4 separate regions of the Mus musculus genome follow, and regions 2, 3 and 4 are each linked to region 1. The links are chromatin loops, found by intact Hi-C in ENCODE. Cell type or tissue: heart. All regions are shown on one strand. Links, peaks and the distances in the headings refer to the core of each region. The heading gives the core; the rest is flanking DNA.

Region 1 (7,281 bases), core at 1,577-6,576:
GCAAACAGAGAGCTGGAGTGCGAGGGGACTGGGAGGATCTGGGTACAGAATCTGTGTCACCCCGGGACGTAGCAGAAATAGTGAGTGCGGGAGGTGGGGAGGTAGGTGCTAGAAGGCTGCATGGGAAGGGGTGCGAGAATGGGGCAGAAGATAGGTGGGGCAGGTAAAGGAGGTGGGGGGGGGCAGTAGAGGGGGTGAAGAATGAGAAGTGACCGGAGGATAGAGGGCCAAGGATAGTCGGAGGGGCAGTGTAGTGCAAAGATTCATGGGTGGGGAAGTGAGAAGAGCAGGGTCGGAGGGACTGTGGGGTGCGCCGGGGTTGGTGGGCGGGACAGGATCGAGGGGGAACTGAGAATGAAAGGACAAGGTGCAGGGAAGGATCCTAAGGCTAGTGAAGAGGCAGAGGAAGTAAGTGGAAATAGAGAAGACAGAGAGAGACAGACTGGACTACATCTGAGGGGCAATGAGGAGTGGTTGGAAGGATGGAGCAGGATATGGGCAGGACGTAGGCAGAGGGGGAGTGGGGGAGGAGGAGATGGGAGGATCCACAGGACGGATGGGTAAGGCAGCGTCCACGGAACACGGGGGCTGCGTAGAGAATGGTCGGAGGGAGGATGGGCGGGGCAGGGTTCGAGGGGCAGTTGTGGGTGGGGATGGGGGAGGTGGGCGGGACAGCGGAGGATGAGTCCCCGGCCTAGTCTAACTCCACTTTTTCTTCTTCCGCACAGCGGGTTTCCGCTTCCCTCCAGGGCGGTGGGTGAGGCAGTGAGGCCCAGGCTCGACCAGATAGCGCCGCTATGTGGCCCCCGGACGCAGAGCCAGAGCCCGATCCAGAGTCCGCGCATGGCCCCCGAAGTGGCAGGACAGTGCCGGGACTCCGAGCCCTGTTGCCCGCGCGCGCCTTCCTCTGCTCTCTCAAAGGCCGCCTCCTGCTGGCCGAGTCGGTGAGTGCGTGTGCTCCCCGGGTGCGTGAAGCCCGGTACCCGCGCCCCAGCCTGGGGCCTTGCACCTCCAGCCCAGGAGAATTTGGACCACCGCCCCCAAGCTTGCTACGACTTCTCTGTAGCGGAGCTCGAGTCAGAATCAGGCCCGAGCCGTGTTCTTCCCGGATTCTCCAGTCTGCGAGGCCCTCGAAAGGGACCAGAAGTCAAGGGTTTGGGGTCCTGGTCCCCGCTGGAGCCGCAGCTCGGCTGCTGTGTGACCTCGAGCGCCTCCGCCCTCTCTGAGTCCCCGGGACTGCTGCGCTCGCTAAGCTTCTTCTGGCCTCGCCCGCCCTGCACACCCTCCCACCTCCTAGGCTGAGACCTAGCCGCCTGTGTGGTGAAGATCCTACGGAGTGGGATGTGCCCCCGGGGAGTGGGTGAGGCAGGGGCCACGTAGTGAAGACACAGGCGGACCACTGTTTCAGGGTGGCGAGCCTGCGGGGTGACTTCATGCCCTCCTTCCCCCCTCCCGCGCTGTACTCCTTCCTCCTCCCTGCTTGTCCCCACCCGGATAGGAAGGTCTCCTTTGTCCTCCCAACACTCATCATCACGTGTGGGGCGGGAACTGGCATGGAGCCTATGGAGATGGGGAGAGGGGTGGGAGGAGGGACGGTGGAAGGAGGAAACAGACCATAGTGACAGCCACTTGTTGCTCAGATACCTAGCAACTTAATATCCGACCTGCTCCCACTTCGAGTTGGGGATAGGAGAGACAGTGTCTTTAACTGCTAGGAAACTTGGCAGGTGACTCATCCAGTGACCTTGAGGATATCCTTGAGGGCAAAAGGGGGGTTCTGCCCCAGGACCTCTCCGTTGTACCCCAGGACCTACTAAGGAGCATCAACCCTGAGGTCTCCGGTAGAACCTAATACTTTGTTCCTAAATGAGGTGCCAAGCGGACCTAGAGCCCATTTTCTGGCCGTTTCAGATCTCTGGAAGCCTCTGGGAGGCGTGGGGCGGGTCTTTGAATCTACTGGCCACTGGCTTCAGTCCTACCTGCCCAGTACCCCTTCATGGAAAAGGAGTGAGTGCCAACCAGAAGTCACAAGATGTCCTTGCCCTAGCTGGGTGCCAGAAAGACAGGCCTAAGAAAATATGAAGGGTAGTAAGCTCATAGGGTATAGGGGAGCCTCCCCCAGTCATTCCTCCCCCTTGGTCTCATGCAAGTAGGGAGTCTGACCTGGATAGAAAGCTGGAGGAAGAAGCAGCCACCAAGAACTGGGGAGTGAGAAAACAGGAGTGGGGGAGGGAGGAGGTTGGGGCAGGGGAGTGCCACCAGAACCAGACTTTTTCTTTTTTTTTTTTTTTCAAATTTATTTATTATATGTAAGTACACTGTAGCTGTCTTCAGCCAGGCCAGAAGAGGCGTCAGATCTCATTATAGATGGTTGTGAGCCACCATGTGGTTGCTGGGATTTGAACTCAGGACCTGGGGAAGAGCAGTCAGTGCTCTTGCCTGCTGAGCCATCTCGCCAGCCCAGAACCAGACTTTTTTGAGGGGAATGGGTACAGAAAAGAGGAGAGCCATACGAGCAGCCTTTGGCAAGGAAATACAGTAGGAGCTGATAGCAACCTCAAAACGCCTTTCTCTAAGCCTTAGTTTCCTGTTTGCCCAAAGGAAGCTCCTCTTCCCCCATGACTTGTTCAGTAAAAGAGATGGGAGTGGAGTTCCTGTGATCAGTTCATTTGTCTGAAGCAGCCATGGTATTTCCTGCAGGACACCTGGGTTTCCCTTACAGCCTCTTAAACTACTAAGCTAGTGATAGGCTCAAAGCCGTCCGTAGTGATAGATGAAGGGAGATGGAGGCCTCTTATGACCTAAGTACAGATTCTGACGCCCTCTTACTAGGCTGGGTGACACTAAGCCTGCTTCTTCAAAAGAGAGGCTGTGAGGAGCACGCAAATGTTCAGAAGTGGAGAAGTCCAGAAATCTTAGCAAGGACTGGGCTTGAAAAAGCCACTGACCTATCTTCTTCATCTTGTTTCCCCGCCATGCACAAAGTCTGCAGTACTAACCAGGAGCCTTAGCGTCCGACCTGCATACCTTCAGTTTTGTGGCCCTGGTTTCCGGTCAATATGGTATGGCTAGCCCCACCTTTCAAATGAACTAGTGCTCTCTCCGAGACAGTTAGGATTTTGTCGAGATCGGGTCTCACGTATCTCAGGCTGCCTAAAACCTTAGATATAAAGCTGAGGATGGCTTTGAACCTCTGATCTGCTAAAATTACAAGCTTGTACCACCATGCCTGGTTTAGACGGTGCTTGGGATCGAACCCAGAGCTTTGTGTGCACTAGGCAAGTACTCTACCAGCTGAGCTGTACCCCTAGCCTCATGCATAGCTGTTGCTGTTGTTTTAATGAAGATTCGCAGATGCAGGAGTGGCAAAAGATATCTGTCAACACCCCTGCATCCCCCCCCCCCAACGGTACAGTGGCTAACACGGCTCTATCACCCGTTTCTGTCCACCTGCCTTGTGCTTTCAACCATTCAAACTCAACTGCAGACATCAGTACCATTTCAATTTTAACTGATTCGGCCTGCACATCATCATTAACAAAGTTTTTTTTTTTCCTAGTTAGGTGTTGGGTGTGACTTTTTGAAAGCAGTAGATTTTGATTCTGGCTTGCCCCTTGTGGACACAGCTAAGTTGGCTCTGTTCTGTCCTAGAGCCAAGAGAGGTCAGCAGCCCCACAAGGTGGCCTGCTAGGGAGGCTGGGGCTTCAAGATGAGGTCCTAGCAAGGATTCAGCAAGGGCTAGGACTCAGGGTTATGTCCTGGCCTGGGGGTAGAATAAGGGTTTGAGTCCCCTTGCTCTTCCGCAGGGTCTTTCATTCATCACCTTCATCTGCTACGTGGTGTCCTCCGCATCTGCCTTCCTCACAGTGCCTCTGCTGGAGTTTCTGTTGGCCGTTTACTTCCTCTTTGCTGATGCCATGCAGCTGAATGACAAATGGCAGGGTTTGTGCTGGCCCATGATGGTAAGGATCGGGGGACCCAAGAGGAAAGGGTTGGCTGTCCCCTGAAGAATCTGGGGTTCCACATTTCAGCCCTGGCTGTCTCCAGCCATGGTGAGCAGTCTGAAAGCTTCGGATAACTCAGGACGCTCACACATCTCTACCCCTGCCCGCCCAGCAGCACTGCGACCATGGACGGACCTGATGGGTGGTAGGAGCCTCCTGAGCTGGTCTGTGAAGCTAGGCACACGGATGGCTCCTGGCCACCAGGTGGAGCTGTTGCTCTGACCTTGGAGGAGGGATGTGCCTCAGCCACAGGCCATTTCCAGCAGGGTAGGGTAACCAAGGACTTGGGACTTCCTAGAGTCTAGTAATCAGGCACCTGGCTTTGTGTGACCACCCGAAGACCTTGCAGTCTTGAGAGAGTTTCTTTAATGCATCACTGAAAAAAGGCAGCAAAGACTTGGGCTTGGCCCCTGCTGTCTAGACTTTACTCTCCAGTGTCCATGTAACCACCTGGTGATAGCTACCAGCACTGCAGCCTCCCCTGAGGGAGTAAGCAGAGACTGTGACCATAAACGGATCTCACTGTGGCAAAGCCAAGAGTCCTGGAGAGCCAGATATTCTCCACTTCCCATTTCTGCGGAGCAAGCTGTAGCCGAGCCTATACACATTTGCTATTTGCAGAGAAAATACAGCTGGACCAGGGATGGGGCAGTGTAAGTTGCTGGAGACCTTCAGGACACAGAAAATAGATTCAGGACTAGGACATGCAAGTACAGCCAGGACAGGGACTTCCTGGGTGCTGGGGATGGGTGTGTTGGGTCCCCAAGCTCTACCCCACTGTGGGAGGTCAAAACAGTGTGGACATCCCCCTCTCTCCTCAGGACTTCCTGCGCTGTGTCACCGCTGCCCTCATCTACTTCGTCATCTCCATCACTGCTGTCGCCAAATACTCAGATGGGGCTTACAAAGCAGCTGGAGTGAGTGGCTGCCCTACCCCTCTCTGATGATACCCAATAGCACCCCTCCCAATGCTCTAGACCATCACCCTTGGCACCCACTTCCACAGTGGAACCTCGGCACATCCTGCCCCTGCCTAGGCCCTGGGTCCCTGTGTGGGTCTCTGCCATTCCAGTCTGCTAATTAGAGATTTGCTCTGCCCTCAGTTGGGAGGCTAGTGTCTACCAGGCCCACAGCCCATTTCCCTTATTTGCTGTAACTCAAGGGCTGTGTCTGCCCATTTGTCCTGGTCAGTATATTTCTCAGTGCTGCTTGCTTTTGCCCAGGCTCCTGGTCTCTGAACCCAGAAAGAGGTCCTTGCAATGTTTCTAGCCATCCTGTCTGTGTCCCCTGCCATATGCCATGCGTGTATCCCACAGGTTTTTGGCTTTTTTGCCACAATTGTGTTCGCAATTGACTTCTACCTGATCTTTAATGAAGTGGCCAAATTCCTCAAGCAAGGAGACTCTGGGAATGAGACCACAGCCCATAGGACAGAAGGTGAGTGGCCAATCTGTGTGGTGTCTGATTAAAGAACTGACCATTTTCAGGATAGCTGTAGGGTTCTGCCCTTCCTTGGGGACACCTAAGGGCCTCAGCTTAGCAAGAGGGGGAAATGAGTGAATACCTGTACCTCTGGAGGCTCCCTAATATGCCCCCAAGGCAGCGAGTTAGGACATCAATTCATCTGGGACCAACCTACTAGACCCAGCTTCCTTCCTGCTTGGAAGCTCACGGCACCCAGGCAAACACTGGCACTGTCTGGCCTGGCTGAGTTTGTTTTTGAAAAGGGACTTCAGTCTGTATAGCTTAAAGTGGCCTAGAACTCACTTTGTACCCCAGGCTAATCTCAAAACTCGTGGCAACCCTTACCTGGCTTGGTTGGATCTTTTTTCCAAAGAAAGCGCACCTGAGCAAGTGCTTTCCTGGAGCCGGTCAGCAGTGCTGTGGCTAGACAAGAGTTCTCAGGGCAGGTCTTGGCCCTAGGATCTTCTCCATTAAGTACTAAATGACTGAAGTAGGACCTAGTTGGTTAGATTTAGGGGCCACCAGCTTCCCACCGGGAGTCCCAGACACTGTCTCAGTGCTAAAAAATGAATACCATCCCAGACTCATTTCTGGTCTGTTAGTTAAATGCTCCTGGATGCTGTCTGCCTTCAAGCCTTTGTAGCAAATGTTGGTCAGCCAGCTCAGAGACCAGAGCATAAATGTCCATGAACATACATTTTGAATATTGTATGGTTTTAATGTAAAATAGTTGTTTTGCAATAGAAGGATCCTTGGCCTATATGTTAAATATGAATATAGCAAGCCTATCCTACTTGTACCTCCCTGGCTAATGGATAAGGGGGGAAGAACCAGGGCTCGGCAAGGGACAGGACAAGTATCAGAAAACAGCCATAGCACTGGGGACAGGCATTAGAGTGCAGTGCTTTGCCTCGTGAGGCAGACAATGCCAGAATCATCCTTATACATAGCCAAACCCATAAAATAGCTTCGCTTGCCCTATGGTTCTGTGTATTTCAGTTCAGGGATAAGAATTACTGTCTTTGCCTTGTCCTCCTGAATAAGAGTGGAGAAAGGGGTGTCAGTGTACAACTCTGCCATCCTCAGGGGAGAGGGGATGCCTGGGAATGCCTGGGCCACCTGGGAAGGAAGCATCTGTGCTGTGAGCTAAGTAGAAGGGCCTGATCTACCCTATGTGTGCCCCAAGGCCCAGCCTGCCACTAGGATGGGAGAGGCCGGACCCAGGTCTCCTGTTGGCTGGCTGGCTGCTGGTACCACCACCACTACTCCACAGCCCAAGGACTGATAACCGCACCCTCTGCTTTCCTTTCAGAAGAGAACTCCAACTCGGACTCAGACTCTGACTAAAGGCCTGTCTGAGCTTAACAACTAGAGCCACTCGGCCCTCTCACCCACGCTGTCCTGACGGGGCTCCTGGAGCATGGCAGGAATGCCCATGGGAGAACAGACCGAGGAGCCCGTCTCTCAAGATTACACTCCCGAGGCCTCACATTCAAAATTGGCTGTGCTGGCTTGGCACTGCTGAGCTAGCGTGGTAGGGCACGTTGACAAGCCTTCCTTCTCCCCTTTCTGTCCTTGAGCCCCTTTAACCTCACTGCCCCCACCGAAGCACACATCAAACGGAGCCAATCACTACAGCCAATCATGTGGCAGCATGGGGGTGGGGTGGGACTTTCTGTTACTAACAGGGACAGATAAAACCACAGCAGGCTGGACCACCAGCCCCAAACCTGCACTGCATTGAGATGACTTTCAGGAACCTTTTATTCAAGAAGTTTCCCTCCTCACTGTGAAATAGGGAGAAACCTAGCTA
Region 2 (7,281 bases), core at 1-5,000, 170 kb after region 1:
TTTCCCTTATATTTCATCTATAAGATAGGGCATTTTTAGTTAGATCAGCTTCTAAGAAATATTCTGGCCCATATGCTTGTTTCAACAGCACATATACTAAAATAGGAATGCTACAGAGAAGATTAGCACAGCTCCTTCATAGGAATGAGACACAAATTCATGAAGCAGTCCACTTGTTTAAAAAAATTTAAGGAATGAAATATTCTGGGCATGACGGTGCATGTCTGTAATATTCAGGCAGGAAAGGGAGTGGAAGAAGAGTCCTGAGTTTGAAGCCATTCTGAGCTACATTTAAAGTTCCAGAAAAGAAAGGGCAAGGGGCCGGGGGGGGGGGGGGGGGAGCAGGAGCTAAAAAAAAACTCTCTCAAAACCAACAAGCAAACAAACAAAACCCCTCACAAACTCAAGAGGGACAATCCCTGGGATCTACATTGTAAGCAAAAACAGACTCTCATTGGTTAACTTCTAACCACACATGTGCTAACCCGTACATGCATGCACATACATGTACATTCACATACACACACAAATAGATGTCATTAAAATAAATAAATAAATGTCATTTTCAAAAGGTTAAATAATTATAAAATGTCCCAGCACTTGGGAGGCAGAGGCAGGCAGGATTTCTGAGTTCAAGGCCAGCCTGGTCTACAGAATGAGTTCCAGGACAGCCTGGGCTACACAGAAAAACCCTGTCTCAGAAAAAAAAAAAAAATTACAAAATGATACTTAAAAATATAAAAATATTTTATATAATATTATAAAAATAGCTCACTTCCCAAGTCAAAAGTATGTTCCCACTCAAGCAATTACGAAATGTTTTCAGTAGTTTTGTGGGTACAAATCATCACTAACAATGAGATTGTAAATTTTTTTTACCCTGATCTCACGGGGCGGGGGTAAGTTTTTACATAACAGGACACACCATCCTTAAAGGGTTTACTTAATTTACTCTCCAAACCAACAAGGTCAGGTGCAAACGTTACTAGGAAGACTATTAGAGAACATAAATAAGAAAACTAGTTGATTAGTGTTCTGCACACCTCTTTCATCCTGGGTATGGGACTCAAGGTAGAGTCTATCATTAAACACTAGGTCAGCCCCTGAAATTCGCTACTCTAAAATTGGTCACATCAAAAGCTTTGTGGGGGGAAAAATTCTACATATCTCCCTTCCCCCAAGAGAGACAAAAATATCTTCCTGGGTGGGGCTGGCAGAGATGAAAATCCTAGCATTCACTTCCACTTGTAAGTTGTCCGTCCGCCTTGGAATCCTACACTGTGGAAGGCACCCTCTAACGGGAGCAGAAAGGCAAGCACGTAACGTGCACTATCAACTTTTCTGCTCCGAGTGTGACATAAGCCATTCAGGTCCCAGGGAATAGAGGGTCCCAGGAACCAGTTGCTGTACTGGATGGATAGGATATGGGGCGCACACCCTCACGGCTCGCCCGGGATTCCCAGCCTCCGGGTCCACCGTCTTTCCGTGGGTTATGGCTCCCTCGCTCTCGCTCCAGGCTCCGGAGGCCTGGCTCACCTAAAGAGCTGGAAGAAGGAACGCCTGTGAGGAGGGCAGGCAGGCCCACGACTTTCCTCTACTGCTCTCCGCGGGGCACCATGCACGCCTCCCGAGCCCGGCTCCGGCGGACCTCCCAGGAGCAATCGCCCAGTTCCCAGCGTCAGCTGCTGCTGGGCACGCGCTCCCGTCCTCTTCCTCCCAAACCGAATCCCCCGTGGGGGCCGCCGCTTTCCCCGCCCCGGGATCCCGGGGAGCAGCCCGGACGCACACAGCCGCCCGACTGGGCAGATGGGGACGACCTTTTCCCCCTCACAGGTCGTGGGCCTGGCGCCAGCTCAGGGAAGCCCCTGCCCTCAGCTCAATCCACCTCCTCAGGTGAGCCAGGGAAGCGGGCCACGCCCGCCACCACAGCTCCGCCCCAGGAGCCGACCACCGGAAGGCGGGAAGCCGAGACCTTGGCCTCTCCACCCTGGAACCCAGAGCCCCTGTCAGGCCCACACCAGCTCGTCCCTGTGGCAGCCTAGACCACGACGCCTGACTGGGTTTCCCACGCCCGCGCGCCAGCCAGGCTCACATCCGCTGGGCGGGACTTCCGGCCGCACACCTGTCCCACTGGGCTTAGCCCTTCGCAGCTGTAGAGCCATCAGTGGGCAGAAGGTGATCAGTGCGGGATGCCAGGTTTTAGATGGGAGAAAGTGACATGATGAGGGTAATATAACTTAGTATTTAGGACTTGCGTCTCGGAAGGGTCTTTGCTCCCTCCTTGACCTTGCCTGACGCCAGGCTTTCTTTGGTTGCACTGGGCATTCCGTTGACTGGACACCCTCCCTGGGTGAACTCCAAAATCCTTAGTTTTTGGTTCTGGCCAAGCCAGCTTCTCATTGAGTAGACCCAAGAGCCCAGAGCTCTGAGTCTTAAATGTGTTCAAGGTGTGCCCTATAATTTAGTCCTGTCATACGTCCCAACAGAACTCTTCCCATGGGAGTGTTGGGAGATGGAAGTACTGTCAGAGGGCAGTTCCTGCTCTGACAAAGTCACTTGATGACACAGCCAAGCAAGAATGATACAGGTTTTCAAGAAATAAAATCCCTATGAGCCCCCTCCCTCGCCTCTTGTCAGCTATAACCCAGGTTCTCACATAGGAGACTGCCTTTGAGAACTGTTCTATAGCAGGCAATTTAGGGCCTTAGGATAACGAATCACACACACACATTCGGCCTCCCAGTTTGGATTTCTAGTTTGTTACTTTTCCTCACCTTCAGGAACTTTCCTTCCCATCTAACAAGCTGCTAAATGCTATTATTCCAATATATTATTCAATAAAAAGAAATTTAGGGATGGGGCAAGCCCATAAAATTCAATACACAGGTATAGTGACAAACCTTTAGGTATATATAATGAATGACGACAGCACAAGGGAATGGTTTTGTCCTGATAAAGCTCCGAAATGCTTCTTTAAAAGTTCTACTTTAAATAAGTAATGATCTTAAAATGTCCACAGCTAAAATCCACATCTTAAGTTCATTAAGATAATTAATTTTTTACTCTTGTTAGTGAAACAGACATATCTACGATATGTAACTGTAAAATAGCAATCCAGCATTAACTAACTATACAAAGAGCTGGCTTTTGTTCTGTTTTCTCCCCATTCTCCCCACCATTCCAGACAACAAGACTATATTACAAATGAGAAAAACTTTTATTAAGGAAACAATTTAACTTCCGTCCTTTAACAGATTTTTACAAACCAAAGCACAATATGAAGACAATTACAGTTCCAACCATTAACATATTACACATGGTGCTTATTCTACAACTGGAAAGTTGCAGAAGTTTGTGACATACCACTATAAATATAAGTATTATTAAAAATTACGAATTGTTTGGTGATTATTTTGATAACTTCTTGAGCAGCAGCTCCTGTTGGAAAAAGGAGAGAAGTAAATGTTTGAAAAGAATAAATTTTAAGAGTTAAGTAATATATACCAGACTGGGCCTGACGGTGCATGCTTTTAATCCCAGTACTAAGGAGACAAAGACTGGTGGATCTCTGTGAGTTCAAAGCCAGCCTGCTCAACATAGTGTGTTCTAGGCTGGCCAAGGATATACAGTGAAGACACTTGTCTCAAAAAAAAAAAAAAAAAGAGTTGGGTGTGGTGGTAACGGATGACTCTATTCATCAGACTGGGGATGTAGAGGCAAGATGATTATGAGCTCATGGCCAGTCTGAGTTACAAATGGAATTGGAGGTCAGCCTGGTGTATATGAGATCTATGCTATATAGAATACACCACAGATACAGATGAGTACAAAAGACAAAACAAACAAAAAACATAAAGCCAAGCTGTTTAAAATCCCAAACAAACATATTTTGAGTCATAACAAAATAAAAGATAATAATTATTATTATTCAGGGTCAAACCCACACTGAATACTACAGAGCTCCTGTAAGGTACTTGAAACACAAAGAGACAGTGAAATTCCACCAAGAAAAAAAGAATCTTTTCTAAACTGAGGCAGCTTCTTTCTACATACTGAGGCTGTGGACTTAAACCTGTACTATCACCAAATCTCTCAGGCACCATAGATGTAGCAGAGGTGCAAGAAACAAAAAGATCTGCTGCTTGCTACCTTGGGTCTTTCTGTTTAACAGCAAGAGAAAGGATAGCTTACAAATAAATACAGCATATAGTATGTAGAAGACTTTGTGCTATGATAAAGAAGAAAAGAAGGACTAGTACAGAGGAATGGCTCATGTTTATATAGGGGAAGCCTCAGAGAATTACGTTCATAATCATAACAAAACACATAAAACTAAAGACCTACCTACACTCGTTAGGCCTCTCTGATTGTGTCTCTTAGAATCTGGCCTATGTAAATAAGTAATAATTTGCCCTTTCCTATGAATTTACTATTTAGACATGAAAGAATGATTTTATTTACATAAATTATCCAGAATCAGGCTTTAATTTGTGTTTGCTTAAAGTACAGTTTTCTTAGGACTCCATCACTAGCAGCATTCTGAACAGACTACTCCTCAAACTGGATCTGCCTTCAACGTCTAGAAAGGAATCGATCATAAGCACACAGCTCAGGCTATGGGAGGCAATAGGCAGGAGAGTCATTTTTAAAAAGGTATTATTTGCTTCATGTTTGTACTCCTTCTCCCTGTCATTAACATGTGGACACTCCGTGCAATGGTATTAGGTGGGGCTTCTGGGAAGTGATTAGAACCTGCACAAATAGATTCATGCCCTTATAAAGGAGATCCTGCAGGTTTCTTTTTATATGTGAGAGCAAAGTGAGAAAACCACCATGAATGAGACAGGCAGTGAGATCTCTACAGCCTCTCACTATGCTGGCATCTGAATCTTTGAAACCCGTAAGAAATACATTTCTGATGTTTATAAGGTCCAATCTATGGTACAGTTACAGTGTCTAACTAAACTAGAGCAAAGTGATAAAGGGAGTTTTATGAAAGAAATGGCAGGTTTTCACTGGGCCCTGAGGTGCAAAGACCTAGGGCATGTCTCAGGAAAAGAAGGGACGTAGGGCCTTTTAGTCAAGTTAGCCTTTGTTTCCTAGAACTGATGGGGCAGGAGGATTCGAGGGGGAGGAGGAAGGGGAGGAAGAGGAGGAAGGCCTATGTGTCCTTGTACCCAGAGAGCTAAGTGAGGCTCATGATCGGAAGAAGGTCTTCAGAAGGACTAAAGACTCCAGAGTCGCTCGCTCTGATGGCACGGGAGCTGGCGGGCAAGGAGAGCAGTGTGGAGGGCAAAGCACTAATTACACTAATTACAACAAATAGTAACTGTATGATAACAAATAAGTCATTTCATCTACAAAACTCACCTCCCAGGAACGCAGCAATGGTGTGTGGCTCAGCAGCTCCGTACCGGCAACTACAGAAAGGATGGGGGTTTACAGTTTTATTAGTCTCATCACAGTCTCTCCCAGTGAGTATTATCTTTATATGCTCTAAAGAATACTCACAATTCATGGACATAATCGTCTTTCACCATTACAGACAGCCCATATTCCTGAAGGAAGCCAGTAAGACAGGACTTCAACTTCCCTATATCTTCTTCAACTTGATAGTTAGATACTCCTAAAAAAAAGTGTGTGTGTGTGTATATATATATATATATATATATATAATATATACATTTCCATTAAAATAAATATGTGGGCTGGGCACAATAGTGCACACCTTTAACTCAGGAGGCAAAGGCAGGCAGATCTCTGTGTTTGTGAATGCTCTGTATTACGTAGTGAGTGCTAAGACTGCCAGGGCTGCATAGGCGCCAGGTCTCAGGGGAAAAAGTAATTCAAACTGATCGTTATCTCTTACTTAATCCAGTTTAAAACAGTAAGGTATAAAACTACAGAACAAACATAAACCAACATTTGAAAATATCAGAATCTGCTAAACTAAAATCTATCACAAATTGAAGTTCAGTAAGTCTTACTCAGGTCTAGGGATTTTAACTTAGTGACAGCATATTATCCCAACATTCTGGTGGGTTTCTGGTCTTTTAAGTCTTAGCTAATTATGTTGTAGAAGATTAACACAAAAAATACTCAATAATTATTTGATCAAAAAATTAAAGAGAAAATACCTTACTTATATCCTTTAAGTTAAATTTCTATTTTTTTGGAAACAAAGTCTTATTATTAATCCCTGCTAGTCTCAAACTTGTATGTAGTCAGGGGTGACCCTGAACTTCTAATTCTCCTGACTCTACCTCCTGGGTGAGATAACAGGCGTATGCTTTTTTCAGTGCTGAAGATCTCTAAACCTAGGGCTTTGTTCACTCAACAACAAACTAAGCTACTTATTTCCATTTCCAGCCCTTTATTTCCATTTTGAGTGATTAAATGGCACTGAGGACATAAAGCAATCGTAATATACAACATTTACTAAACATTAATAGATGCTGGATACTATTTTATGTACTTTGTGCCTTTGCACTGATTTAATTCTCAAAAGAACTTTATGAAGGAGCCACAACTATACAGATAGAAAAGCTGGGACACAGACAAATTACTTAGTTCATGAACAGCAAAACTAGAATACAAGACAAGCATTTTGTTGTTGTTTTCTCATGCAGGAAATCTAATCCAGGGCCTTAGGAGTGCTAGGGCCACTAAGCCAGTCCTACGTCATTTCTTTCTCTCTTCTTTGTTGTTTGGGACAAAGTCTCATTCTGCAGCCCAGCTGACCTCAGATTCACAGCAATCTTTCTACCTCAGCCTCCTGAATGTCCGTCCGCCCCATAGCTGTGAGCCACCATACCCAGGTGTCAAGCATCTCAGTAAGGAGAGTGAAGATGTCTCTTCGATATTTAACTCAGTCAAACCTTCAGAATCTCAAGCCTAGGCACCATACGACTAAGAACCTCCCTCTTAAAAAAGGAACTGCTTCAGCTCCAACAAGAAACCAGCAGAGAGGATTAAAGGCCAACAGATGGGTCAGTGGGTAAACTGTGCTGTACAAGCCTGAGGAGCCCACTTCAATCCCCGAGAACCCGCATTCAAACCTGAGCATAATGGTATACATCTATCTTATCAGGGGAAACCCAAAGACAGGAGGACCCTGCTTGGCCAGCCAGGCTAGCCAAATCTGTGAGCCCTCAGTTCATTGAAAAACCTTTCCTCAAAAGATAATGTGAACAGCAACTGAAGAAGACATTTAATATTAACCTCTGGTCCCCACACATACATGCACACATGTATACACTCATGCACACACACTTTAACCTG
Region 3 (7,281 bases), core at 857-5,856, 230 kb after region 1:
TAAAAAAAAAGACATTGTACAATCATTGCCAAATCAAATTCAAAAGAATAACCATGTTCCACAAAGAACTAAGAATTACAATTGTTCCCCAAAAGTTCAAGCTTCCCTATTCCCAGGCTTAAAGCCAAAGAAATAATAACTGCAAACTTACCATTATTTAAACTTTAACTTTTAACTTATTGTATTTCAGAGCCCAGAGCCCCAAGGCCAGCTACTTGCATTTTCCTGTGAAGCTCTAATGATAAATGACATGGGCAAAGCTGCTAGGCAGTGGCCAGAAGGAATCAAGATAACCCTTAACTCCAGTAGCTTTCTGCTTCTGCATATTGCACACAGTGATTCTCCTAAGAGTCCCAGTGTTTTGACTTAGTTTTACTACTATAAGATTTTACATATTCTATACTTGGTTATCCAGGAACCATTCTCAAATTTGTGTAAAACTTATTTCTTTTTTCTTTTTTTGATTTTTTGAGACAGGGTTTCTCTGTGTAGCCCTGGCTGTCCTGGAACTCACTCTGTAGACCAGGCTGGCCTCGAACTCAGAAATCTGCCTGCCTCTGCCTCCCAAGTGCTGGGATTAAAGGTGTGCGCCACCAGTAAAACTTATTTCATAACTTCAATAGTTTTTCCTTTCTTGGGGTTCCAATGTTGGCTCTATTTCATTTTCTAATAATTTCTTCAAACTTTCTTTGCAAGTCAAGCATTAATCTGGAACGACCACTGTACAGTTATTACACTGTTTCCAAGATGAGAACACGCAGCATGCACCTGGGCCATTAGGACTGTGCTGTGCTGTGCCCCATGTCTCAATTCTTAATTGTTTGAAAATCGTTACATCAGGGAACATCTAGTTTCACAGAATTCACCAGAGCAGAAGGAGAAAGTAATAAGAAAGTCAGAATTAATAGAATAATATGCACACCAAGGCCAACCAAAAAGTAGTCACGCACAAATGAAATCTATACAGCTGTTGTCCAGGGCTAAGGTTAGGAGAAATGGGAACAACTTCTTGCATGCGCCCGACTGGCCAGCAAGAACGACGCTGCAACAGGATCCTTCTGCACACGTTTATTGGGAGAGCTTGATTGCAGAGGCGAAGAGACCCCAAGCCCAGAACTGGTGCTGCTTATATAGGCCTAGGAGAGGCGTGTCTCACACCCGGATTGGTTGTGCTTGGGTTATGCTTGCCACCTCATTTGCATGCCTACATCTGATTGGTTAACTTCTCTCTCATCTGATTGGTTAACTTGTCTTTCATCTGATTGGTTAACTTGTCTCTCATCTGATTGGTTAATTCTCAAAACCTCATCTTGGTAAAAAAACTTTACTGCCTATGTATGCGTGGTGGCCAGCAGTAGCCAGCGCCACCCTGCAACGGCACATGTGGCTTCCCACAACAACTGTTTTTTTTTTTTTTTTACAAAGAGCTGCTGCGGGTTACTGAGATGTCTCCATCCCAGTCTGCTGCAGGCAGTTCCTCATTGTATGCTGTCCCCAGAACAAAGCCATTAAGGGCTTGATTCATTCATTTGGTCACCACACTCTAATTGTTGCTGGAAAAAAACATTATGAGCACACTCATAGGTGCATTCCACCCATCTCCTAGGCTTTTGTTAATCCAATCAAACTGGCTATCATAAGCAATCATCACTCCAGACCCAATGACACTGGCCTATAACCTATATACTTAGGGGATGGAGGCAGGAGGATCATGAGCTGGGGGCCAGCCTGGACTACATAGCCAGGCCAAGGTCAGCCTGGACAGTGAGACACATTAATAACAGTAACTAAAATCACAACAGGCACCTTACCAAACATAAAGTGCATGAGCTCATAGATGTCAGAGGCTTCACCACTAAGAAGGTATTCCTCTATGAAACATTCAGACTTCTGTGAGGTGGGATGGAATTCGTTTGCTGCAGGATTCCCCAGAGCCTGAACCAGGCCATTGTGTAACTGGGAATAGTAAGCAGAAATCCATCCAACTGCCGCTCCTTCCAAGGAGTGGGCCATGGCTCTTTATCTTAGAGCATTTTGTGGTATCAAGTCCAACAAGAGCAGAACTCAGAGGAAGCACAGAGGAGTTGTGCTCTTAAATCTTATCCAGTCCTGGCCCCCCCGCTTGGAGACAGAGCAGGCAGGAATGACCATAGAATCCAAGGTGTCCCAGGTCAGGACCTCTGCCCCTGCTGTTTGCTCTGTAGGAAATGTTCTTCCTTTCTAAATTTAGATCTCTTCCAAAGTCTTACAGGAAAGAGTCTTCCCTGATTTCCCAGAGGACAACAGCTGCACCCAGCCACTAGAGGGCTCAGATAGTAAAGGCTTTTACCTATAAGCCTGAGGAATTGAGTTCCACTTAGGTGGTGAAAGGAGAAAACTGCAAATCTTCTGACCTCTAGAGAGAGAGAGAGAGAGAGAGAGAGAGAGACGGGGGGAGAGAGATGGGGGGGAGAGAGAGAGAGAGAGAGAGAGAGAGAGAGAAGAAGAAGAAGAAGAAGAAGGAGGAGGAGGAGGAGGAGGAGGGCATGGTGGCCCATGCCTTTAATCCCAGCACTTGGGAGGCAGAGGCAGGTGGATTTCTGAGTTCGAGGCCAGCCTGGTCTACAGAATGAGTTCCAGGACAGCCAGGGCTATATAGAGAAACCCTGTCTCAAAAAACCAAACAAGAAGAAGAAGGGGTAGGAGGAGAAGGAGGAGGAGGAGAAGGAGGAGGACGAGGAGGAGGAGGAGGAGGACGAGGACGAGGACGAGGAGGAGGAGGAGGAGGAGGAGAAGGAGAAGAAGAAGAAGAAGAAGAAGAAGAAGAAGAAGAAGAAGAAGAAGAAGAAGAAGAAGAAGAAGAAGAAGGGGAGGGAGGGAAGGAAGGAGGGATGGATGAATGGAGGGAGGAAGGGGAAGGGAAGGATATGTATGAGAGACAGAGAGACAGACAGAGATAGACAGAAAGACAGAGAGACAGACAAAGATAGACAGACGGACACACACACACAAAGAGGAACTCAGAGACAGAATCAGACAGAGACAGAGTCCCCATCCCCAGGGCCAGGGGGCGCTCTCAGCCCCCTCCTGAGCCATTTCCTCGGTGCAAGCTTAGGGAAGTAGTCAGTGTTCCACCGTATCTCCCCACGGCAAGGTAGTCAACGAAATGAAACCGTAAAGAGTGTGTAAGTTCCTACAGTTTCATTCTCCAGAACTAAGCATTGTTAACTTCCTGCCCCATTAAACGTTTCTTAACAGATAAACAGGCTAGCACAATGAGGGAGGGAGGGGGAAAGCACAGACCATTATCAACGCGTCCTTTCTTCTTGGTCACAATCAGCCTTTTCTATTTCACGTTCTGTCTTGGCCAATTCCAGCCCCACGCTCTACCTACATCAAGATGCAGGGTGCAACTGCTCAGGCCAAGGCCGGGTTACTCCAGCCAGAGGAGGCTGGGACGTTGATACCCTGCACGTCCCCATCCTCATGCACATCCCAGGCTGCCAGCTGGTCCCTCGCAATGCCTGGAGCTGCCTACGGGCTTGCTCTAGCCAGGGCTTCCCTAGGAGAAGCAGAGAGGGAACTCTGGCACTCGCAATTTCCTGGAGAGTTACTGTTTCGTTAAATAGCACAAACGGATTGGGGTCGTTGCTTGATGACCTAGGAGCCACTGAAGGTTTTCCTTTCGATGAGCGAGCTTGAGGCGCCCCCTTCTGGCAGCCTCTGCTTATAGATATTGCAAGTGAAAGTGCCGCCAGAACCCATACTTCAACTACTCAGAAGGGCCTCTCCTGCTTCCTCTACCCACGCCAAATTCCCAAGGCCGTTCTTTCACTCGTCTCCAAACTCATTTTCAAGAAAGGATACGAGTCATTTGCAACTCGGAGTGCAAAATCCATCCAACTATGTCACTGCCAATTAGTTTTTTTTAGTTTTAGAGTATTAGTTTTTTTCTTTTCTTTTCTTTTTTTAATAGGACTGGAGAGATGTCTTGGCAGATAAGAGCACTTACTGCTCTTGGAGGGGACTTGGAGACAATCCTCAGCACCTTTGTGGTTGCTTACAACCATTTGTAACTCTAGTTCTGGGGGGAATCTGATGCTCTCTTCTGACCTCTGAGGGCACCAGGCACACATGTGGTACAAATACATACATGTGGGCAAACACTCATATACATAAAAGTAGGTAAAAGTTTTTACATTTTAAAAAAACATGTGGGGGCTGGTGAGATGGCTCAGCGGTTAAGAACACCGACTGCTCTTCCAAAGGTCCTGAGTTCAAATCCCAGCAACCACATGGTGGCTAACAGCCATCCGTAGTGAGATCTGATGCCATCTTCTGGAGTGTCTGAAGACAGTTACAGTGTACTTACATATAATAAATAAATAAATATTAAAAAAACCCATGTGCATGTATGTGTCGGGGGGGGCAGTCATGCACATGTACTGCAGAGTTACAGAAGAGGGCATTGGTCTTCTGGAGGCATACGAAAAGGGGTAAGCCCTTGTTTCTCTTATCCCCTCACCCTAACCTATACCCTGGCTTCCCCCCAGAAGACCAAATAGCAACTTGGTTGGTGTTTTAGTTGCTGTGAAGAGACACCACGGCCAAAGCAACTCTCATAAATGAAATTATTTAATTGGGGACTTGCTTACATTTTTCAGAGACTTAATCCCCATGATCACCATGGATGGCACAAAGACAGGCAGGGTACTGGAGCAGTAGCTGAGGGCTTTACCTCCTGATCCACAGGCAGCAGGCAGAGGAGAGAGAGAGAGAGAGAGAGAGAGAGAGAGAGAGAGAGAGAGAGAGAGAGAGAAGAAGAAGGAGAAGAAGAAGAAGAAGAAGAAGAAGAAGAAGAAGAAGAAGGAAGAAGAAGAAGAAGAAGAAGAAGAAGAAGAAGAAGAAGAAGAAGAAGGAAGAAGAAGAAGAAGAAGAAGAAGAAGAAGAAGAAGAAGAAGAAGGAAGAAGAAGAAGAAGAAGAAGAAGAAGAAGAAGAAGAAGAAGAAGAAGAAGGAAGAAGAAGAAGAAGAAGAAGAAGAAGAAGAAGAAGAAGAAGAAGAAAGAAGAAGAAGAAGAAGAAGAAGAAGAAGAAGAAGAAGAGGAGGAGGAGGAGGAGGAGGAGGAGGAGGAGGAGGAGGAGGGGAGGGGGAGGGGGAGGGGAGTGGGGAGGGGAGTGGGGAGGGAGAGATTAGATCTGAAATGGGATTTCGAAGCTTCAACACTCATCCCTACTGACAAACTTCCTCCAAGGTTACATCTACTCCAGTGAGGCTACATCTAATCTTTGCCAAACAATTCCATTAACTGGGGATCAAATATTCAGCCCATAACTGCCATTCTCATTCAAACTACTACAGTTGGTTTCCTAGGCAGAAAACGCTTCCCACTGGTTATGGCGTTGCCTCTGGGTAGTCTGGGCACACAGAAAGAAAGCTGAGGCAGGGAGAATCATGAGCTCAGAGTTAGCTTGGGCAATCCAGCAAGTTCAAGGACAACCTGAGCTACTTAGTGAGGTTGACAGTATGAGTGCCTTGGTTGTAAAAACAGAATTCTTGGGAGGGTACAGGTGGCTGTGCTCAAACTATTCTCAGTGAGCCCCAGAAAGGAAGTGTTGGGCTGAAACATCCTCTCCAGGAAAATGGTCTGTCTCAATTGAGCAGACAATACCAGGAAAGAGAGACTGCAGACTCCCAAGTGACTCTCTGAGACTGCATTTAACTTACTCATCCCAAGCCTCTATATAAACAGGACGGGGCATTGAACAAAAGTTATGTTATTTACCACAAGCCACTAACCTACTCCTCTAAATTTATCCTCTAGGTTAGATGCATCCTCTAGGCGTGAATCTAAGTCTGTGGCAACTGAGTTTTTCCAGCCACCATCTTTAACTGGTAGAACAGGAATAGCCAATCAGCTGTTGGAGAGAGATAAAGATGAGGAGGAGCGCTATAGAGAGGAGACCCAGCAGTCAAGACATCTGGTTGCTCTTGCAGAGGACTGGGGTTCAATTCCTAGCACCCACGTGGTGGCTCACAATGATCAGTATCTCCAGTTCCAGAGATCCAATGTCCTCTTCTGGCCTCTGAGGGCATCGGGCATGTAAGTGGTGCACAGATATACATGCAGGCAAAACCCATAGGCATAAAATATATGAAAATACATTTTGTTTAAAGATGAGGGAGGATGCATGTTAACCAGAATCCTGGAGCTCCCGCTGCCTGGCAACACAAATGCCAACAAGCCGCGATGAGAACGGAATCTTTAAATTGCGCTTTCTTCAGAGTCAGTGGTCAGAGAAAGCAGTGGGTTAGCACCCTAAAGACCCACCACTCCTCTTACCTTCAGCCAGCATGTGCTTTCTAGGCAGGGGACACAAAGGCAGTCAGGCCACAGCCTTGCCCCTCTGGTTAGGTGGTCAGTCACATTTCTGAGACCTGTGACGTCCATGTCTCTCGTTGTTATTCCTGTACTCTTCCTTCAGTCTTGAGACAAGTGAGCTCTTTAGCTAGTCTCTAGTGAACAACCCGTATTTCTCTGGGGCCATCTGGGCTACAGAGTTAACGCAGAACAAGCAAGCCACTGGCAGTGTCTATGCATTCAGCTTATTTTCCATGTGTACATGTAGGCTCCTTTCTATATGATGGAATACAAAAGTGGTCCCATAGTATGAATAAAAACCTACAGTTACCCATCCCCCATCCTCTATTGAAATCACACCAAAGAGTCAACTGCAGGGGGATCTCCATTGCTCCATCCAGCCTTCTGCTAGGTCTGATGAAAAAAAGTTTTCAGTGATCCCCACCCCCACCCCCCCACCCCCGCCATGCTGGCCTCTGTCTTTGTTCCAGCTCCACCTCTCCTCAAAATCCTCCTTGCAGTTTACAGACACCACTTCTTGCTCCTTCTCAGGTCCCCTCAGACTCTCCCTCCAGGCTGCAGGTTTAACATCAGGTAGAGATCTTCATGACACACCTTGCTCTTTCTGCTCAGCGTTCTAAGTGAGAGGGGACAGGCAGGTGACTCAGGGTAAAAGTGTTTCAAAACCAGAATATGCACAGCTGATCCCCAGGGCTCACAAAAACAAACAAACAAACAAACAAACAAACAAACAAACAAACAAACAAGCAAAACCAAAAAGCCAGTTGTGGTACAGGGACCTCCTAAAGAATGATGGGCCAGGCAGTGGTGGTACACGCCTTTAATTCCAGCACTTGGGAGGCAGAGGCAGGCAGATTTCTGAGTTCGAGACCAGCCTGGTCTACAGAGTGAGTTCCAGGACAGCCAGGGCTATATAGCAAA
Region 4 (7,281 bases), core at 1,167-6,166, 52 kb after region 1:
ACCGGCTAACAGAGTCATCCTATGACCGCCACGTGAATGTTCACGGAAAACTGGGGCTTGCCAGTTAAGATGGACCAGCAAGCTCCAGGGATTTGCCTGTCTCTGCCTACCCAGGGCTGGCTTTACAAGCACAGGTCCGCAGGCTTTGGAGGCAATCATTTTCTGACAGTTATCTCCCAGGCCCTGGTGCCTGGTCTTTAGACCAGCTCTTCAAAGGAGAGGACACCAAAGTCTGTCACAATTAAACCTACTGGCCCAGACCCAGTAACTCTGGGATCTGGGGCCAATAGGCTCTGCACAGTGGCTGCAGCCAGTGTTTACCAGAGTCGAAGGCGTGGAACTGTGGCTGTTTTATGCTACATATAGTTTCTTTATATTCCTGTAGGGCTTTAGTGGAAATGCAGGTTTGGTTTTTGTCTGTTTTACCATCACATCCCACACATCTCAAGAATACAATAAAACAATCTCCAACTGTGCTGACTGGCTCCAGGTTACAAACTGACAAGGCTGCCCACCAAGCAAAAGATGTGCGAATACCCAACTCTGAGATGCAAATGCTCAGATTTGCCTCTGAGTCACCTAAGAGAGCACCTTCGGTTACCTTAACTCCTTAATTCTGCAATTCCTAAAACTCACGTGGTCATTTTCCCTCATTCTATGACTGAGGAAAGGGGTGGGACAGAGTTTAGAGATTTAAAGATCGGAGATCTGGGGCAAAGTTTACCCCCTCACTCTTTTAAGGGACGAACACTGCTGACTGCTAGGACAGAGACAAGAGCTAGCACCCATCAACAGGTTTTCTGGATTTTTTTTTTTTAAGATTTTAAAAATGTATGTTTAATGTATAAATATGTGGTCTAGTGAGTATATGCCACCTAGGTGTCACAGAAGACAGGACATGGCATCAGATCCCCTATAGAGCTAGAGTTACAAGGGGCTGTGAGCCCCAGACCTGGGTGCTAGGAACTAAATCCAGGTCCTCTGGAAGAATGGCAATGGATCTTAACTAGCAAGCCCTCTTCTCCAGCGTCCAGTGTACATGGGAATCACCTAGGAACTCCTGTTAAAACCTAAGTAGGGGGCCGGGCGTGGTGGCGCACGCCTTTAATCCCAGCACTTGGGAGGCAGAGGCAGGCGGATTTCTGAGTTCGAGGCCAGCCTGGTCTACAAAGTGAGTTCCAGGACAGCCAGGGCTACACAGAGAAACCCTGTCTCAAAAAAAAACCAAAAAAAAAAAAAAAAAAAAAAAAAACCTAAGTAGGTTGAACAATCATGTTTTCTGCTCCGATCTGATGTTAAAAAAAATTTTAAATAGGTTTCAGAGAGTCTGAATCGCTGAATCAGCTGAATCGACAGAGGCCTAGGGTGGTGGCAATACTGGACCAAGTGTGGGAAAAAGCAAGGATCTGCAGTTTCCTTAGGCCTCACCTCACAATGTCTATAAATACTAAGCCTTTTAAAAGCCAGACTTTACTGAAGTGAAAGAATTAGTACCTTCCCTTCTCTCTGGGCGGAGTCTGCGCTGTGTGACATCGCAGAAGGACCCTCATAAGGACTTCTTGTTTATTTTCCAGTTTAAATTTCAAGTCTTATCTCTTGGAACTTGTCTGTTTTCTTGAGGGAAGGTGGATCACCCTGAAGGTCCTAACAGCAAGGCTGAGAACCCAGAGGGCAGCAGACCATAGACTGCCACATCACTCAAGTGACCATCTCTTCACTTGCCAGTACACAATCCACAGTAGACACTCGGCAACTAGGAAAGCTTTTAAAGGCTGGCCCCTAAAGTCCTTCCACATGGAAAGTAAGGATGACCACACAACCACACCTCCCCAAAGGAGGAAGCATGGCTGGCTCCGGCTCCAGCTCCAGCTCCTGCAGACAGCCAAGTCCCAGCAGTGAGCGGCTAATGTTCTGTACAAACCACTCCATCTCCATCCTGAGAGGCAAGTTAAGAGTTGTCCTTACTTTCAAAGGCCTGCTAAGTAAACTAAGAAGGTCCCTGACCAGGCCCTGGAGTCCACCTTCTGGCTCCAAGTTCAGCCCTGCCCTTTTCTTACTTCTGATTATCTACACCGCACTCAAACATTAGCTAGCTAGCTCTTTTAAAAAAAGGATTACGTATCGCTCCCACACCGACATTCTCTCTGCTAATAGCAATGGCTAACAGAAGCTTGGTATCCCTGAGAACATTCCAGATTCCTGGATTAAGAGTGTTTTAAAATGTAAAGATAGGGAACTTGCTCCACTTATTTCTCACTAATGCCCTTTAAAACTAGGCATCAGAAGACCAAGCCTTCCGCAGAGAAGAGAGGAAACTCTCCATGAGTCTACAACCTACAAACACAGGGACCTTTATTTAAAGGGTGTCCACATATGGTATTTCTCCCAAGAAAGATTAACGTATGCACTCAGTTAATAAGCCGAACAGGCCTGCCGCTCCCAGAAGGAAAATGCAAATATGTTGCAGTTCTGTGCAAAGGGCTTCTCTGTCAGGGTGACAAGTCTATAAAGTTTTGAGGCCTCGGTGAAAGGCTACCTGTGACAGAGAATAGGAGGAATACAAAGGTTTTTTTTTTAAACTGGACTGTGCCCAGTCCACCACAAAGATAAACTACACTGCCCAAAGGGACCTGCTACAAAACCACAAAACCGAAACAGAACCCACAAGCCCCTGAACCAAACACTCTGGGGGGTCGCGGGGGGGGGGGGACCCACCAAGAAATGTGCTCTCGAATGCCTAAGTCCAACAGAAAGTTCCCCGTATCTGTCACCTCCCAAACTGGCCGCCCTCCCAGAGTGACTTAACTCTGGGTACCAATTTGGGCAGTCCCAAGAAGCCACCACCAGTGCTGAGACTACAGGATGCTATGAAGGAAGCCAACGTCCGCAGTAAAGACTGGAGGCTTTGTGGGTAGATCTGGACTCCCCCACTGCATCTGGGCTACACGCCTCCATTCAACAAATATTTATTGAGCATCCACCATCTGCTGGGCACCCTGCTAGGCGCCAGGGAGGAAACCATGCCACAGCCCCCGGCCTCTGTTAGCAGAGAACCGTCTGGGGGTTACGCGAGCCGGAAAACCTGCTACAAGTTGCTAAGCACAGTAGTAGCCAGGCGATGGCACGGCCCTCGCAACCGGCTCTGCGCACCAACCTCTTGTCGATGAAGCAGGGAGGGCACAGGTAGGCCCCGGAGCAGGTGTGCAGGCACCAGGCACCCCTGAGGCTTCGGAGCTGCAAAAGGCAGACTCCGGCCGAGGGCGCGGTCCCCAGAGGAGCAGGGACTGCAGCCCAAGGACCTCGGAGTACGGAGTGCGCGGAGCGGGGACCGCGCAGCCCGAACCCGACTCTGGTCGGCCGGGCCTTCCCCCGCGGCCGGGTGCGGGTAAAGAAGGCGCGGGCTAGGCCGCCGACCCGCCCGCTCGTACCTGGAGCCCCGCCCGGCACCTACCACTTGGGCGACCTTGAGGCGGCCGAGCGCGCCGCGCAGGTAGTCCGGGTCGCAGCGCAGGCCGGCCAGCCCGCGGCGCTGGCTCACCGGCTCGGTGGTGGGTTGGTACGGGCTGCTGGCGCCCGAGATCATGGAGGTGCTCGAGGCCTCGCCCTCGAAGCCGTCCAGCTCCTCGCCGCCCCGCATGCTGCCGCCCCGCGCGGCCGGTTCCCCCGGCGCCTGGAGCGGGCAGGCTCAGAGCGGCCGCCGCATCGCCGTCGCCAGACCACCCCACCGCCGCCGCCTCTGCGCCCGCCGCCCGCTGCGGCCGCGGCTCGGTCCGCTGGGGCTCGGCTCCCGCCGCCTCGGCAGCGGAAAGGGAGGGAGGCGGGAGCGGGCGCCGAGGGAAGGAGGCGGGAGCCGCGCGCCGGCCCGGAGGGGGCGGAGACTGCGGCCGGCGCGGGGAGGGGCGGGGCGCTGAGGGCTGGGGGCGGGGGGTCGTGGGGGAGAGGAGGGGCGTTGCAGGTTGGGGCGGGGCCGGTGAGGAGCCTTAGTCACGCCCCCACCACGCCCTCACCTGCTGGGCGTCTGGCCCAGACTCCGGGGTGGTCGCCGGCGGCCCTTGCAAGGAAAGGCCCAGACCAAAAGAGGGAAAAAGGGTGGAGAGAATGGAGACTGACCAAAGAGTCACAAAGCTGTTTTCTCTGCCCGCAGCCTTAGAGCCTGCTTTAGAGAAAGTGGGATCGTCTGCAGGTTTAAGTGTGTGTGTTCCCACGCTGGGCACACTGAGACAACCCTATTCTGTGTCAGAGGTACAGCCTGTGAGGGGGTGGGGGAGGTCGGGGTTAATGGAGCCCGCAGAATCCACACAACCCCAGTGTCAATTTGGGATCCAGCATGCTGGCATAGGAGAAATATATGAGCACACAGTAGGTGCTTGGCAACTAATATCAGTTCCCTATCCTGGCTGAGAAAAGTTTTGCTACCTCTAAGCATCAAGCTAGGCGACACTCAAATTTTGCCCTGGAGGCATTAATTATAGACCAATTTGTCATTCAAGTGTGAAGACTAATTTTAAGCTTAAGTAAAACACTAACTTTCTAAGAATTGTCACTTTGACACTGAACCTTTCAGCACCCTGAATACAGATCTGTTCCGGTCCTTGAGGAAGGCACCAAATGAAGTGTTATAATCATTACTATTTTACACAAGTGGAGACAAAGCTTTCAGAGTAGAAGTGGCTTGTCCAAGGGCACCAAATATTCAATGAGTAGAACACAAGGTCTATTTCCAAAGCTGAAAGGATACCAGCTTCAATATTTATATTATTTGACTTACTAAATATTTTGAGGGGGGGGGGACACTTACTGTAAGCTAAGCAATATGCTAAGAATTGAGGACAGGGATGTTGAGAAGTCTCAGTGGGTAAGAGTGTTTGCCACCAAATCTGACCACCTTTGTTTAGTTCCTGTGACCCATGGGTGAAAGAAGAGAGCCAGTCCTTACAAGCTGTCCTCTGGCCTCCAAAAGCACACACCAGAGTCCTGCCACCCCAAGGACAAATGTTAATAGCTTTTTTAAAAACTTGAAGACAGCCGGGCAGTGGTGGCACACGCCTTTAATCCCAGCAGTTGGGAGGCAGAGGCAGGCGGATTTCTGAGTTCGAGGCCAGCCTGGTCTACAGAGTGAGTTCCAGGACAGCCAGGGCTACACAGAGAAACCCTGTCTCAAAAAAACAAAACAATAAATCCTTGAAGACAAACTCTACTCTCTCTTAAAACCCTCCTGAAATGGCAGCTACAAAGGTCTATTGATACCCCAGGGACAATGAGTAGGAACGGAGACAAAGGATAGAACACTAGATGCTGGAGAGAAATGTGCACACAGCAACTGATACGGCACATCTAAGAGAATGGACATCCAAGCTTGCCGTGGGAAAGGTTGAAATACAACCCAGATTACACATCACAACAAAAGGCTCAAGGGCGCCAGCAAAGTCTAGAAGTGCTTGTGTGGGAGGTGGGGGAGAGGAGACAGCAGGCAGGAAAATGCAAGATGATCCATTAAAAGCTTTGAAGAGCCAGGCAGTGGTAGCACACGCCTTTGATCCCAGCATTTGGGAGGTAGAGGCAGGCACATTTCTAAATTCGAGGCCAGCCTGGTCTACAGAGTGAGTTCCAGGACAGCCAGTTCTATACAGAGAAACTGTCTTGAAAAACCAAAAGGAAAAAGAAAAAGAAAAAAAAAAAGCTAGGAAGAAGTATAAAAGGGTCCCTTGATCCCCTCCTATATACCCCAGACCTCAAGACAAGTTGCAGTCTGTGTGTATGTAGGCATATAATTTTCTCAACCTAATTTAATAAGGGTTCAACCTTCCCTCTAGCCCACCACCCACCAGACATAGTGGGGGAAAGTAGACCTGTTCAGAAATAGTTCTTTGGGGGCAATTCCAATCTTCGTTTTTCTCAGTCCAGTCCACTAGCAAACACCAAACATGAATCAGCAGCTGCCACTCAGCAGACACCACACACAATCCAGCAAGGGGAGTTCAATCCAGAAGAAATCCTGAAGCTTGCTAATCAGACCTACTCCACAGAAGCATCAAGAAGCCGCAGGAACCTAGGCGAGTTTCTTTGTCGAGTTTCTCCCTGTAACATCACCACAAGCGAATCCCAGCAAATTAATGTAAGGCGAACCAACACATGGCGTGTGTTGTCAGCAAAGAGTAGCAAAGCAGAGCTAAGTGAACCAATGATCTAGCTCCCACTGACTGTGGAGTCATATTTATAGTCTTTCTAAATAACTCTTTTCACGTGTCTGCTATAGCAAGACATGCTTTCACATGTGTGCCCAAGCAAACCATCATTTGACATAATTGACTTTGCAAAGAACCAGAGGTTTCCACTTCAGTGTGCGTATGCACACATGTGTATTATGCCCAGGTTTATTGAAAATATTACAGCACAACTGGGCTGCAGGGGGAGACCCACACCTTTAATCCCAGCACTTGGGAGGCAGAAGCATCTCTCTATAAGTTCGAGGCCAGCCTGGTCTATAAGGCAATACAGAAAAACCCTGTCTCACAAAAAACAAAAACAAAAACAAAAACAAAAACAAAAACAAAAACAAAAAACAAACAAACAAAAAACAAGAAGAAGAAGAAGAAAGAAAAAAAGAGAAGGAAAGAAAAAAGAAAAAAAGGAAAAGAAAAAGAAGAAAGAAGAAAATGCTACAGCACAACAAAAAAAGATTCAAATACCCCCACGGTATTTTCAGATTCATCCCCACTGCGAGCTGAATGGCCTGCAGGCTGGAGGGACTGCCAACATCCAGAAGTTACTGCATTTCCCTAGTATCAGGGTCTCCCTCCATGATGCTGGACTGAGGCCTCCATTCTCTCCCACTCCTGTAACATGATGGAGGAACCTCTCACAGAACATCTCTGAATCTGCTTGAGTGGGACACAGCTGCTAGACTCTTGTGCAGATTCTCTCAGGGAATAGTGGTGACCTGTGCACAGACACTCGGTGTGGAAGTCACCTCAGGCAGGTGGGGCTTTTCTCAATAAGCTCCACAGCTTTCTTTTTCTTTTTCTTTTTCTGTTTCTTTTTCTTTCTTTTTTTTTTGGTTTAGATTTATTTGTTTTTATATTTTTTATTTATTTTTATTAGATATTTTCTTTATATACATTTCAAATGCTATCCCGAAAGTTCCCTATACGCTCCCTCCGTCCTGCCCCCTGCCCACCCATTCCTGCTTCTTGGCCCTGGCGTTCCCCTGTACTGAGGCATATAAGGTTTGCAATACCAAGGGGCCTCTCTTCCCAGTGATGGCCGACTAGGCCATCTTCT

Evidence for each region. Hi-C counts contacts between places; a loop is a spot of excess contacts. Peaks named below come from ENCODE experiments on the same cell type or tissue, not always from the same donor. Only the 100,000 strongest peaks of a DNase experiment are listed, where the experiment ranks them.
Region 2: it touches region 1 in a loop (2.7-fold over the local background); 6 of 42 quality-filtered maps call a loop at or near these places.
Region 3: it touches region 1 in a loop (7-fold over the local background); 24 of 42 quality-filtered maps call a loop at or near these places.
Region 4: it touches region 1 in a loop (4-fold over the local background); 25 of 42 quality-filtered maps call a loop at or near these places.

The regions. Positions count from the first base shown.
Region 1 is chr8:104,339,952-104,347,232 of GRCm38, forward strand. Cmtm3 (CKLF-like MARVEL transmembrane domain containing 3) reads left to right here and starts at 643. Exons shown (of 5, transcript NM_024217.3): 1 at 643-944; 2 at 3,807-3,962; 3 at 4,826-4,921; 4 at 5,321-5,441; 5 at 6,781-7,281. The coding sequence starts at 798. The coding sequence ends at 6,815. In heart, for the core only: CTCF peaks have their summits at 3,541 and 4,203 (motif pointing right); DNase peaks (open chromatin) are centred at 4,190 and 4,873; H3K4me3 peaks cover 657 bases; H3K27ac peaks cover 638 bases.
Region 2 is chr8:104,507,830-104,515,110 of GRCm38, forward strand. It overlaps Terb1 (telomere repeat binding bouquet formation protein 1), which reads right to left and starts at 2,058. Exons shown (of 20, transcript NM_180958.3): 1 at 1,973-2,058; 2 at 1,438-1,544; 3 at 1-17. Nae1 (NEDD8 activating enzyme E1 subunit 1) reads right to left here. Exons shown (of 20, transcript NM_144931.3): 18 at 5,512-5,626; 19 at 5,371-5,420; 20 at 3,199-3,438. The coding sequence ends at 3,329. Gm22148 (a small nuclear RNA gene) reads left to right here and starts at 73; the gene lies at 73-179. In heart, for the core only: no CTCF peak of the experiment used is centred there; a DNase peak (open chromatin) is centred at 2,072; H3K4me3 peaks cover 1,335 bases; H3K27ac peaks cover 979 bases.
Region 3 is chr8:104,567,544-104,574,824 of GRCm38, forward strand. No RefSeq gene overlaps it. Among named protein-coding and RNA genes, the nearest start is that of Pdp2, 20 kb to the right of the region's middle. In heart, for the core only: CTCF peaks have their summits at 2,284 (motif pointing right), 3,028 and 3,705 (motif pointing left); DNase peaks (open chromatin) are centred at 2,158 and 3,578; H3K4me3 peaks cover 969 bases; H3K27ac peaks cover 367 bases.
Region 4 is chr8:104,392,000-104,399,280 of GRCm38, forward strand. Cmtm4 (CKLF-like MARVEL transmembrane domain containing 4) reads right to left here and starts at 3,808. Exons shown (of 4, transcript NM_153582.5): 1 at 3,452-3,808. The coding sequence starts at 3,637. In heart, for the core only: a CTCF peak has its summit at 3,498; DNase peaks (open chromatin) are centred at 2,842, 3,522 and 3,752; H3K4me3 peaks cover 2,157 bases; H3K27ac peaks cover 1,566 bases.